2 separate regions of the Homo sapiens genome follow, and region 1 is linked to region 2. Evidence: read pairs that join two places in POLR2A ChIA-PET (ENCODE). Cell type or tissue: PC-3. All regions are shown on one strand. Links, peaks and the distances in the headings refer to the core of each region. The heading gives the core; the rest is flanking DNA.

Region 1 (5,377 bases), core at 80-5,079, 170 kb after region 2:
CAACCATCCTGCTACAAAAGTAAATCAAAGATAACTCGAAATGTCACTAACTTTGAACCTGAGAGTCCCTAGCTTACATAAGAATGATCCCTATGAACTAGAACAGTTAAGGGAACTTCATGGGAAATATGAGGCTTGCAGCAAGACGTTGGAAAGGAGAGGAGAGCAGAAGAGGTCCAGGTGCTTCCAGGCAGGGCTGTTGCTTGTTGGACATGAGCTGGACCTACAAGCCCACCCCAGCTTTCAACTGGAGTTCAGGGAAGCTCAGTGACAAGGCCAGATGGCTGCCCAGAATCAGCTGGTCATATGCAGAAGCGAGACCACTGAGCTGCTGCTTCTGGATAGAATTGGATCTTAACCAAGCATTCACATAAAGTCAGCCCTTGGTATCTACAGGTTCTGCATGGGCAGATTGAACCAACCTTGAATCAAAAATATTTGGGGAAAAAAAAACAATAAAAACTAACTACGACAATTAAAAATACAAATTAAAAAACCAATACAGTGTAACTCTTTACATAGGGTTTACATTGTGCTGGGTATTATACGTGATCTAGAGATGACTTAAAGTGTTGGGAGGATGTGCTTAAGTTATATGCAAACACTACGCCATTTTATGTAATGGACTTGAGCATCGGTGGAATTTGGTATTAGTTGTGGGGAGGGGTATGGAACCAATCCCCCTCAGATGCTGAGGGATGCCTGTATAACATTTAAGCAATGGAGGCTGAGAAAAAAAATCAGTCTCTTAGGCCAGGTGCGGTGGCTCATGCCTGTAATCCCAGCACTTTGGTAGGCCAAGGTGGGTGGATCACCTGAGGTCAGGAGTTCGAGACCAGCCTGCCCAAGATAGCAAAACCCCGTCTCTACTAAAAATACAAAAATTAGCCAGGCATGGTCGTGGCAGGCGCCTGTAATGCCAGCTACTCACGAGGCTGAGGCAGGAGAATCTCTTGAACCCGGGAGGTGGAGGTTGCAGTGAGCCGAGATCACGCCATTTGCACTCCAGCCTAGGCAACAAGAGCAAAACTCCGTCTCCAAAAAAAAAAAAAAAAATTCAATCAGTCTTGTAATGCCCATGAATTTCACAGTCACAGAATGTAATTTTCTTTATTTCTGGTAATAAAATTTATATTCTAACTCTGAGCCCCCACTTCTGACGGACAGCAGAAAAGCTCCATCTAGTCACAGCCACAGCCAGTCGACTTGATCCAATTTAGCACTTTCTAAGTTGCTTCTGGTTAAAATTCAGGAATATTCAGAATATTTCCCTTTGATTCCCCTCCTTTCCTTCTATTGCTGCTGGAAGCCATTGCATCTGGAGAGGCAGTCGGGACAGTCAGGGGGACCTGTGTTGGTGACTCAGCCTTCCTCTGCTGTCTGAGCTTTGACCCCAGGGGATTGGACACAGTGCTGCTGGGATGCAAGAGTGGATCTATGGGGTGGCTCCCACCTGGGTCTCTGATATGAGTTGAGCCTTCGTCCTGTTCCAGTTTCTGGAAGGAACTGTTCACTCTGCAGCCCCTGCCACGGGGATCCTTATCTCCAGCCAGGCACGTCTGTCAGGCTCTGAGAATCAATCAGTCTCTGTCTGCTTCCTTTTCTCTCTCAGCTAAAGTGGGCACCCCTCAGGCTGTGCAGGGAACTCCTGACCCCATCACTCCCCAGCGGGAGCGGGAGCTGCTGTCTCTGCCCATTCTTCTTGCCCTGGTGACATGGGATGTGTCTCTGAGGCTGCTTCCTTAATCACAAAAGAAGGGAAGCAGGAAGCAAGTGTCTTCCTAGATCCTCCCAAACTTCGTGGAGAAGCCTGTGAGGGCCCCAGCTCCCACCTGACACACTGTGGCATTGTTCTGGGGGTGGGACACCAAACACATGGCCTCTAATTGCTCATAATGATTTTTTCCTCTGCAAATTCTTTCCTTCTCCCTAGTTTGGATGGGGTGGTAAAAAAAACTTGTTTTGCCAGTTGATATCTCTTTTCAAAACTATTTTTGTCTCTCTTTTGAACTAGAGCCAAGATTCTGGAATCTGTTTGCTGTTTTTATTTTTCTTCCTGACAATTCTCCCTGGGGCAAGTGGTAAACTGGCCAGCCCATATCTCTTGGAATATGGGTTTAGGGATGGGGACAGGGCAGTGGAGAGAGGGGCACATCAGTCAACAAGCTATCATATTATCCTGGCAGAGAGCACCCAGATCTGATTCATCAGTCAAGGCCCAAGCCAATTTCTCACTTCCTGGAGATTCCAACTGGTTTTTTTTTTAGCTGCCTCCCCAGCCTTGGGAAGGTCTGCTGTGCTTAGCCACTGCAACTGATGAGGAGCAGAGCATGTCCTTGGTTTAGGGAGTGGGGGGTTGAGGGGGTGAGATAACCTTGTTTTCTAGGGTGAATGGGTAGAAGAGTGTTCACTGTTTTTTAGCACGTTGAAAATCCAAATATGAGGTTATTCTTTCCATCTTTTAATGTTATTCCTAACAGCCTCGATTAGAGTATTAATGAGGAATCCCTTGAAATATACATATATGTCACTATCTGTTATATATAATGTCAAGACATTAATTATTATTATTATTATTTTGAGATAGAGTCTCACTCTGTCACCCAGGCTGGAGTGCAGTGGCACGATCTCGGCTCACTGCAACCTCTGCCTCCTGCATTCAAGTGATTCTCATGCGTCAGCTTCCTGAGTAGCTAGGATTACAGGCACCTGCCATCACGCCCAGCTAATTTTTGTATTTTTTTTTTTTTTTTTTTTTTTTTTTTTTTTTTTTTAGTAGAGACGGGGTTTCACCATGTTGACCAGGCTGGTCTCAAACTCCTGACCTCAGGTGATCCACCCACCTCGGCCTCCCAAAGTGCTGGGATTACAGGCGTGAGCCACCACACCCAGCCAAGAGATTAATTATATATCATATTTTATATACAATTATATAATTGTATATAATGTGTGCCCATATGTATTTCTCTAACAAACTTCTGATTGGATCTTTTTAGGAGCTGGCTATTTGGTCTTGGTGCTTACTCTTTCTTATTTTCTTTGGGTCTACTTTCTTTCCCAAATCTTGGAAATCCATCAGTAACATTGTATCTGAATTCTAAAAAGGAGCAGGAGGGTTTTGGGCCATGTGCTCCTGAGACCAAAGTGAAAGCTGGTCTTCCCTTAACTGCCACAGCCAGCTCCAACCTGCTAGTCCTGTTTCTCCAAGAGAACCTGTTGAGGCCACTGTGTTCTTCACTTTCTGAGCTGGGCTTTTGATGGCTTCCCAGCACTTTGCCTCAGGCATTCATCTTGTTTTTCTTTTATCTTTAATGCTCCCCCTGCTTACCCACTTGGGGTTCTTTTCTTCCTGAAGATTACCTATAGAAATAAACAGACTCACTGCAGTTTTTTTTCCATGTCGCCCCCCTCGAGAAGTCCAGACTCTTTGTGTTTTAAGGGTATTTACTTTTTTTTTTTTTTTGAGATGGAGTTTCGCTCTTGTTACCAAGGCTGGAGTGCAATGGCGCGATCTCAGCTCACTGCAACCTCTGCCTCCCAGGTTCAAGCGATTTTCCTGCCTCAGCCTCCCAAGTAGCTGGGATTACAGGCATGTGCCACCAGGCCTGGCTAATTTTGTATTTTTAGTAGAGACGGGGTTTCTCCATGTTGGTCAGGCTGGTCTTGAACTCCTGACCTCAGGTGATCTGCCTGCCTCAGCCTCCCAAAGTGCTGGGATTACAGGCGTGAGCCACCATGACCGGCCTGGGTATTTACTTTTAACCACAGGACATAACACATTGCTGAATTAATCAGAAGTTCACTCTTACTCTCCTACACTTTGAGACGCTCTGCGGGGAGCTCATCCACAAGCCCCCCTTGCCCTCTAGTTCCCAGTTGGGTTTGGCCAATGGGAGGCACAAGAGGCAATCAGGGACTGGGAAGAAAGTGAGACTGGGATGTTTATTCCCCTTTCCCATCCCTAGGAAAACTGCGTTCCTCTATTCTGTACCCAAGACCACAGCTCTTTTCATGACCCTGGCCTACTGCTCCTGTTCCAGCTTTAAAGTTCTCTGGTTCTGGTAACCACTCCCTCCCTTTGGGCTTCCCGTCTAGGGCTGGTGATGCCTCATCCTCCTGGTTGCTGTTAAGTTCCTTAATTTTTTCTTCCCCTCATGCTGCTCACATTTTGCAAATAGCCAGGCAGACTCTTATTAAAACCTCCTCAGTTACTTCTTTGAGTTTACTATCTACTTTCTCCCGGGAGCCCAGTGAAATCCATGCAGTTGGAGATCCCGGGAGCCCAGTCAAATCCATGCAGTTGGAGATCCCTTCAGCATAGGTCTCTGGGCTGGCTTGCTCCTGGAGGTGTGTCTAAACTGTAGCCCAGCGGTATTTGTAACCCCTGGGAGCTTTGTTAGAAATGCAGAATGTTAGATTCTGCCCCAGACTTCTTGAATCAGAGTCTGCATTTTAACCAGACTCCCAAGTGATTTATATCCACCTAGAGATTAAGAAGCACTGCTTTAGGGAGCAAGTAGCCAGGAGCCTGGTTGGGTTTACGCGTTCTGAATGTAATCGCTTTCATTTCTGGGGAAAGCCCACAACTTTTCTTGCTTCTCCTGCCCTGTCTCCAACCACCTTCCTACCCTCCACTACAGAGCAAAGCTCACACTCCTCTTACCTCTTTCCTTATTTATTCCACAAAGTGTTACTGATTCCATTCTAAACTCCAGGCAAGGGGGCAGATGTTAGGGATACAAAGAATAAGGAAACATGTTACTGCCCTCTATTCAATTTAGTGAAGGGATGAAGACATGATCATAGTCAATTTCAGCGCAGTAGGAGGTACATAACAAAGATGGGAACAAAATGATGTGGAAACAAAGGCCAAAGTTATCCAAAGTTACTTTGCTTGATGAACTTAAAGTCCCTCTGTAAAATCCTTTGAAATGTGTTGTGTTTTCTAATTTTAGTCACGTGAAAATATTGAGTAAAGATATCTGATTATAATCCCCTGTCCTCAAGCTTTGTTCGAATGTTACATTTGACAAATAGCAGTATCTCTCCCAAGAACAGCTAGCAGTCCATGGAGTCAGAGCTGTTTGTACTGAGGCAGCTCCTGAGCAGCAAATGCCTGTGGACAACCAGGGTCTGAGGAAATTGAGGAGCTGATTTTTTTTTTCCAAAAGGAAATTCGTGGAGAAAACACCAAAAGATTCCCTCATAAGCTGTCTTTGGAATTAATTTCAGTGCTTGTTAAAACACCTAAATCCCTCTTTCAGAAGGATTCTCCAATAACTTCGTAATTAGGTTCTCTTCTTTTATCATCTGTAAGGAATACTCCCCATTTGAGTCCCTGCATAGTTCACATAAATGAAATAACACAGATTCCAGA
Region 2 (5,377 bases), core at 85-5,084:
TTGTGTTTATTCAACCAGGCTAGGCAAAGGGATTAGGAGGCAACTTGATATTTACATTCTAACTGCTCATTGTGTTAACAGTCCCCCCATTGTGTTCTGGAGCTACTGCAACTGCTTACTTTCTAATCAATGTTTTTCCTCTAGGACTGTTTTCTCTTCCTATCTACTGAGAAATGATATTGGTTTCTCTCAAGAAGATTCTGTTACCACAAAGTCATCAAAGGCAAGCCAAAGTTGTACTTTTACGAAGCCTTTAAAAATATTTTGATGATGTTTCAAAAGACTGAAGAGATGAGGTTGAGAAAGTGAAGTAAATATAAGATTGAAACATTAACAGAAACACTTGTGCCTGTGAGAAGGAGAGCTTTGCCAGACAGGGCCTCAACACCAGTGAATATTCCTTCTATTAGCTGAAGAAGGTCCTTATCATAAGACCTCCACCTCCTAGCCTGCTTGGTTAACTGAGATGTCATTAATCCACCCAATAAATGGTCACCAAGAGTGTCAGCAACCAACTTTCCTGTAGACAATGAGAAATGCCGGGGAGGAACAGGCTCCTTAAATATCCAGCCTTTCTGTGGGAGCCATGTCCTCTCCTTCCCAGGACCCCACCTGGCACAGACGCTACCTGGCAGTCCTCCTGAGCAGCTGCTCGGCCACCTGACAGCTGAGGGCTTAACCAGCGACCATTTGTTTCCACTACATCCCGAGGTAACAAGGATAGCAATGCCCAAGGGCTCAGTGCCAACACAGAAACAACACAGAAAGAGAACTGCCAATTTGTCAGAAACTGAAGGCCTCCCTGGAACTCTTGAACTCTGTCGGCATCTCCTGAGTGGCACTGAGCCCATTCTGCTTTGTTATTTGAATTATTTGTTGAGTTGATAAATTCTTGTCTTATCCCACCCCAGCTTGTGGGTATGGTACCCCTTGCTGAACAACTACTTATTAACTTTTTTCCTTATGCCAGTCCCTCTACTGGGCTAGTGACAGAGGAATGAGAAATAGTCCTTGTCCTGAAGATATTCCAGTTGATGAAACAGATGCTATAAGCCAGCAAACAATACAATATGATGGCAATTGGGGTGAGTATGAAGTGCTTAGAATCACGGAGGAGGACGAGAATAATTGTTCATTGAATTTCATGGAAGCTTGAGCAATGATGGGAGGTTGCTGTCCCACTGGGTGTGTAACGATGACTTTCCTGGGATAACAGGCAGGCCAACTATGCCTTAATTTGAATGCTAGGTATATCATAGATCAGTCAGAGTTCTCCAGAGAAACAGAACCAATAAGGTATCTACTGAGAGATTTATTATAAGGTATTTGCTCACACAATTATTGAGGCTGAGAAGTCCCACGATTGGCAAGCTGGAGACCCAGAAAAGCTGGTGGGGTAGGCCTGAGGAGGTTGAAGGCCTGAGAGCCAGAGAGCCAATGGTGTAGATTCTAGTCTGGCCTAAAGGACTGAGAACCAGGAGTACCGAGGGTAAGAGATCAGTGTCCCAGCTCGAGCAGTCAGGCAGCATGAACTCACCTGCTCCACCTTTTTGCTCTGTTCTGGCCCTCAGTGGATTAGATCATGCCCACACACACTGGCAAAGACAATTCATTTCCTTGATCTACCCATTCAGATGCTAATTTCTTCTGGAAACAGCCCCACAGACACAACCAGAAATAATGTTTAACCAAATATCTGGCCATCTCATGATCCACTCAACTTGACACATAAAATTAGCCATCTTACTAGGAAAGCTCAAGTTTTTACCTTAACATTGCCACTGTGTGATATTAAAATAACATACAGTGGCGAACAGGCTTGAAGAAATCCCCTCGCACATGAAGCCAGTTAGACCTGGAAAGTGACCTTAACCTTGCTTGATTTGCAAACACAATTACAACTTAACATGGGCTATTTCTTATAACGCCCATCTCAGAGAAAAGTGAAACTGAAGCTCAACCAATTGGAAGCCACCAACTAACCTATAATTATCTAACTTGGGGTTTCCCAATGAGATAGACCAAACAAGGCAACTATACATATGTAATCAATCAAATACTTTCTTTGGCTTACTTCTGTGTTCACCCTATAAAAACCTTCTCCCTATTCCTTCAGTGGGGCCCTAACTACTTTATGTTTGGTGCTGCCTGATTCGTGAATCAATGTTTGCTCAAATAAACTCTTAAAAATTTTATTGTGACTCACTTTATCTTTTAACAGTGACCTTGCATTACATTCAACGTCTCGCCTCTGCTCTCTTCCATAATGGAAGCACTGGACACAGTAATCCTCTGATCCCTCCTAGCTAAAAATGTTATGCTTTCATCAAACATTTGTATTTGTCTGATATGTACAAATAATGTGGACAATTGTGCGGCTGTAGTGGGTGCCTCTGCTCTGAAAGGGTCACAGGTCTTGCTGTAAGATAGGAACTGCACTGAACACTTTGCTTACATGAAACACCTTTAATTCTCGAAGGATCCTACAGGAAAGGCACTGTTACTATAATCTTCTATTTTCAAATGAAGACAGGAGACCTGAAAAGGTCAGCTCACTTGCCCAAGGTCACACAGCCACGGAGGAGCAGAGCTGAGAACAGAGCCCGTCGGCCCTGAGGCCTGTTATTGACCATTACTTTATATGGCTTCCCCAGGTTCACCGTAACTAACCATGGATGGGCACTGTTAGTCCCCTGCAAAGATGTGGCCCAATAGGAAGCTTCACTCTAAAACACCCATAAGGAGAAAGTAGGAAGACTATTAGCTGATAGGGTTGCCTGGAAATATTTTATAGGAGCTGGAATAAAACCTAAAGAAAATATGGAATCAGAGATAAAAAGAGTGTTGGAGTGCATGAAGTAGAAATACCAGGAGAGAGAACTGGTGGAGCAGGCCTAGAACTGAAATATGGCTTCAGATCTCAATTTGAAAGTGCCAACTTGGTGGCTATGGGACATTAGTTTCAGGAATGGGATAGCAACCTGCACCCGGCTGTCTCAAATGTTGGAGTGACTAGAGGAGGGGAATCCATCTGGGCTGCAGCAGGGAAATGAGGCCCCCGCATTGTAAAGAGAGCATTCCAGAAAGGGCAGGCTCAGCAGAGCTAAGACGACCCCATTTTCTACTGACTTTTAAAAAGCGCTTAAGAAGCTTTCCCTTTCCCAGTGATAAGTGACAAAATCAAGCCTGATGCCTGAGTCTGTGTGATTCCAAAACCCACATTCTCTTTCAAGCACAAGGGCAGCAGAGATTTGTCAGTTTTCGCCGATTTGACAATTTTGATGCAGCCATGTTAGAGCATACCACAAGGAACTTGGAAGCTTATGGCATTTATTTTCAAATATTCAGCAAGCTCTTCTATTTCTGTAGACTGTATTCATTTTAAAAGTCATGTGGATGATCATGGAGTTATTTTGCTATGTGTGTACAATAAGACTTGCAATCGTGACTACTTAGGAGAGCAATACAGTCCTATGAGCTGACAGTGAGCCTGAAGGAGACTCAAATCTTACACCAGCTTAAGAATTTTTATCAGAGACAGCAAACTAAATTCAGCTATTTTAGCAGCACAGTGTTCATTAATGCTCACCAAAAAGTACAGAACAAATTCTTGGAGGAAAATATTGGTGTTTCATTTTGTCAGAGTCCAAACATAGCATGAAGTTTCAGCACAAAGCTTGGTGACACTGACATCCTTTGCATCGTAAATCGCAGAGACAGGTCCTGGCACATCCTTCCCAATAAGGAAGTCCTGGGTCCAGGCTGTCTTCCAACATTAATGAGGCTTGTCACCACATAGCCGCAGGAGAAAAAAGCAGATGTTGTATCTGGTGGGAATTGAGAGAAGGCATCCACCATCAGGACATGTGGAACACCAAGATCATTGTGCTTCTCTTCTGAAATGGTCTCAATCCTTCAGGAAAGAAAAACAATCTTACTGCACCATCTGGAAACAATCTTTGGCAAGCCAAAGGGACTAAGTCTAAGTAGAACTTCTTAACCTTGGCTGCACCTCAGAATAACTTGAGAAGCTTTAAAAACTACCAATGCCTGAGTTTCACCCCTAGGTCCTCAGTTATCTGTCAGGTGTGACTGTGAAGTTGCACTCAGAAGCTCCATGTGTAATTGAGCACTGGGGAAGTCACTGTCAAATTTTTCAGGGAAGAGCTTTGTGGAAATTCACCAGTCTGAGACACAAATGAAAGTATTGGTGTCTGGGTGAAGTGATCTGCCTGGACCCCTTCTGTCAATGCACATTGAGATCACAATCATGGTTAATGTCTTTAAAAAATGATGGACACAAGCAGCATTTTTTTTTTTGAGACAGAGTCTTGCTCTGTCATCCAGGCTGGAGTGCAATGGCACGATCTAGGCTCACTGAAACCTCCGCCTCCTAGATTCAAGCTATTCTCCTGCCTCAGCCTCCTGAGTAGCTGGGATTACAGGCATGTGCCACCATGCCCAGCTAATTTTGTATTTTTAGTAGAGACAGGATTTCACCATATTGGTCAGGCTAGTCTCAAACTCCTGACCTCAGGTGATTTGCCCGCCTTGGCCTCCCAAAGTGCTGGGATTACAGGCACGAGCCACCACGCCTAGCCACAAGCATCATTTTGAAGAGTTATTTCTTCCATTGAGCAAAGAAGAAATGAAAAGTACATGAAGGAAGAGGTCGTGTAGTTCGATGCAGTTCAAAGGAAACATTTGTTGAGCACTTGCTATGCAATAAAGCTGGGAAACAAACATTGACGACACTGCCTTGGTCTAAAGGGACTCAAGGTTTATAAAAGGTGACAGACATTGAAATTCAGAATGCCCATCTCATGCATAATGGAATCAAGGCTGACATGTGAAGATATGGGAGGCCAGAGCCCAGGCTTCCAGAAGGAGAAGTCCAAGCTAGGTCATGGAGGAGGAGCCAGCCAGGCAAAGGGTGTGGGAGGTGTGGAAAGTGTGCTCTGGGTGGCGGGAGAAAGAGCAGCAGTAGAAGAAGAGCTGGTGGATGTATTCACAAGTCTCAACACTTTCTCCAGGTCTGTCATGCACATGTTATTACTGGATTATCACTTGTGTGAAAAAATGATGCCCAGAAAACATGGGGACCAAGTTTGATATCCAGAGGCTCCCTCTCCTCGCTTCCTCCCACCATCTCCTGTGATCCTTCAAAGACTGCACCCTTGGGGCACATCTTTCCCTTCTCCCTCCCCTGGTGGTAGAGCTCAACAGTCCATGGTCAGTTCTGGGAGTGCAATGTACCTATCACGCTTCAGGGTTGCGTGCATCCTCACCAAGTCCATCTTGTGTTGGATTTTACAGCTTTCTCTCTACCTTTTCTACTGCCATGTAGAAGAGGCACTAACGTAGGCCAGATGGTTCT

Evidence for each region. Peaks named below come from ENCODE experiments on the same cell type or tissue, not always from the same donor. Only the 100,000 strongest peaks of a DNase experiment are listed, where the experiment ranks them.
Region 1: POLR2A ChIA-PET joins it to region 2 with 7 read pairs; 2 of 35 experiments call an interaction of 5 or more read pairs at or near these places.

What each region holds. Positions count from the first base shown.
Region 1 is chr18:6,779,856-6,785,232 of GRCh38, forward strand. All of the region lies in intron 1 of ARHGAP28 (Rho GTPase activating protein 28), which reads left to right. Among named protein-coding and RNA genes, the nearest start is that of ARHGAP28-AS1, 53 kb to the left of the region's middle. RefSeq lists an enhancer at 2,976-3,558. In PC-3, for the core only: no CTCF peak of the experiment used is centred there; DNase peaks (open chromatin) are centred at 2,136 and 3,186; H3K4me3 peaks cover 670 bases; H3K27ac peaks cover 1,271 bases.
Region 2 is chr18:6,606,815-6,612,191 of GRCh38, forward strand. The region is part of intron 2 of LOC107985176 (a long non-coding RNA gene); the gene reads right to left. Among named protein-coding and RNA genes, the nearest start is that of LINC01387, 98 kb to the left of the region's middle. In PC-3, for the core only: no CTCF peak of the experiment used is centred there; no DNase peak of the experiment used is centred there.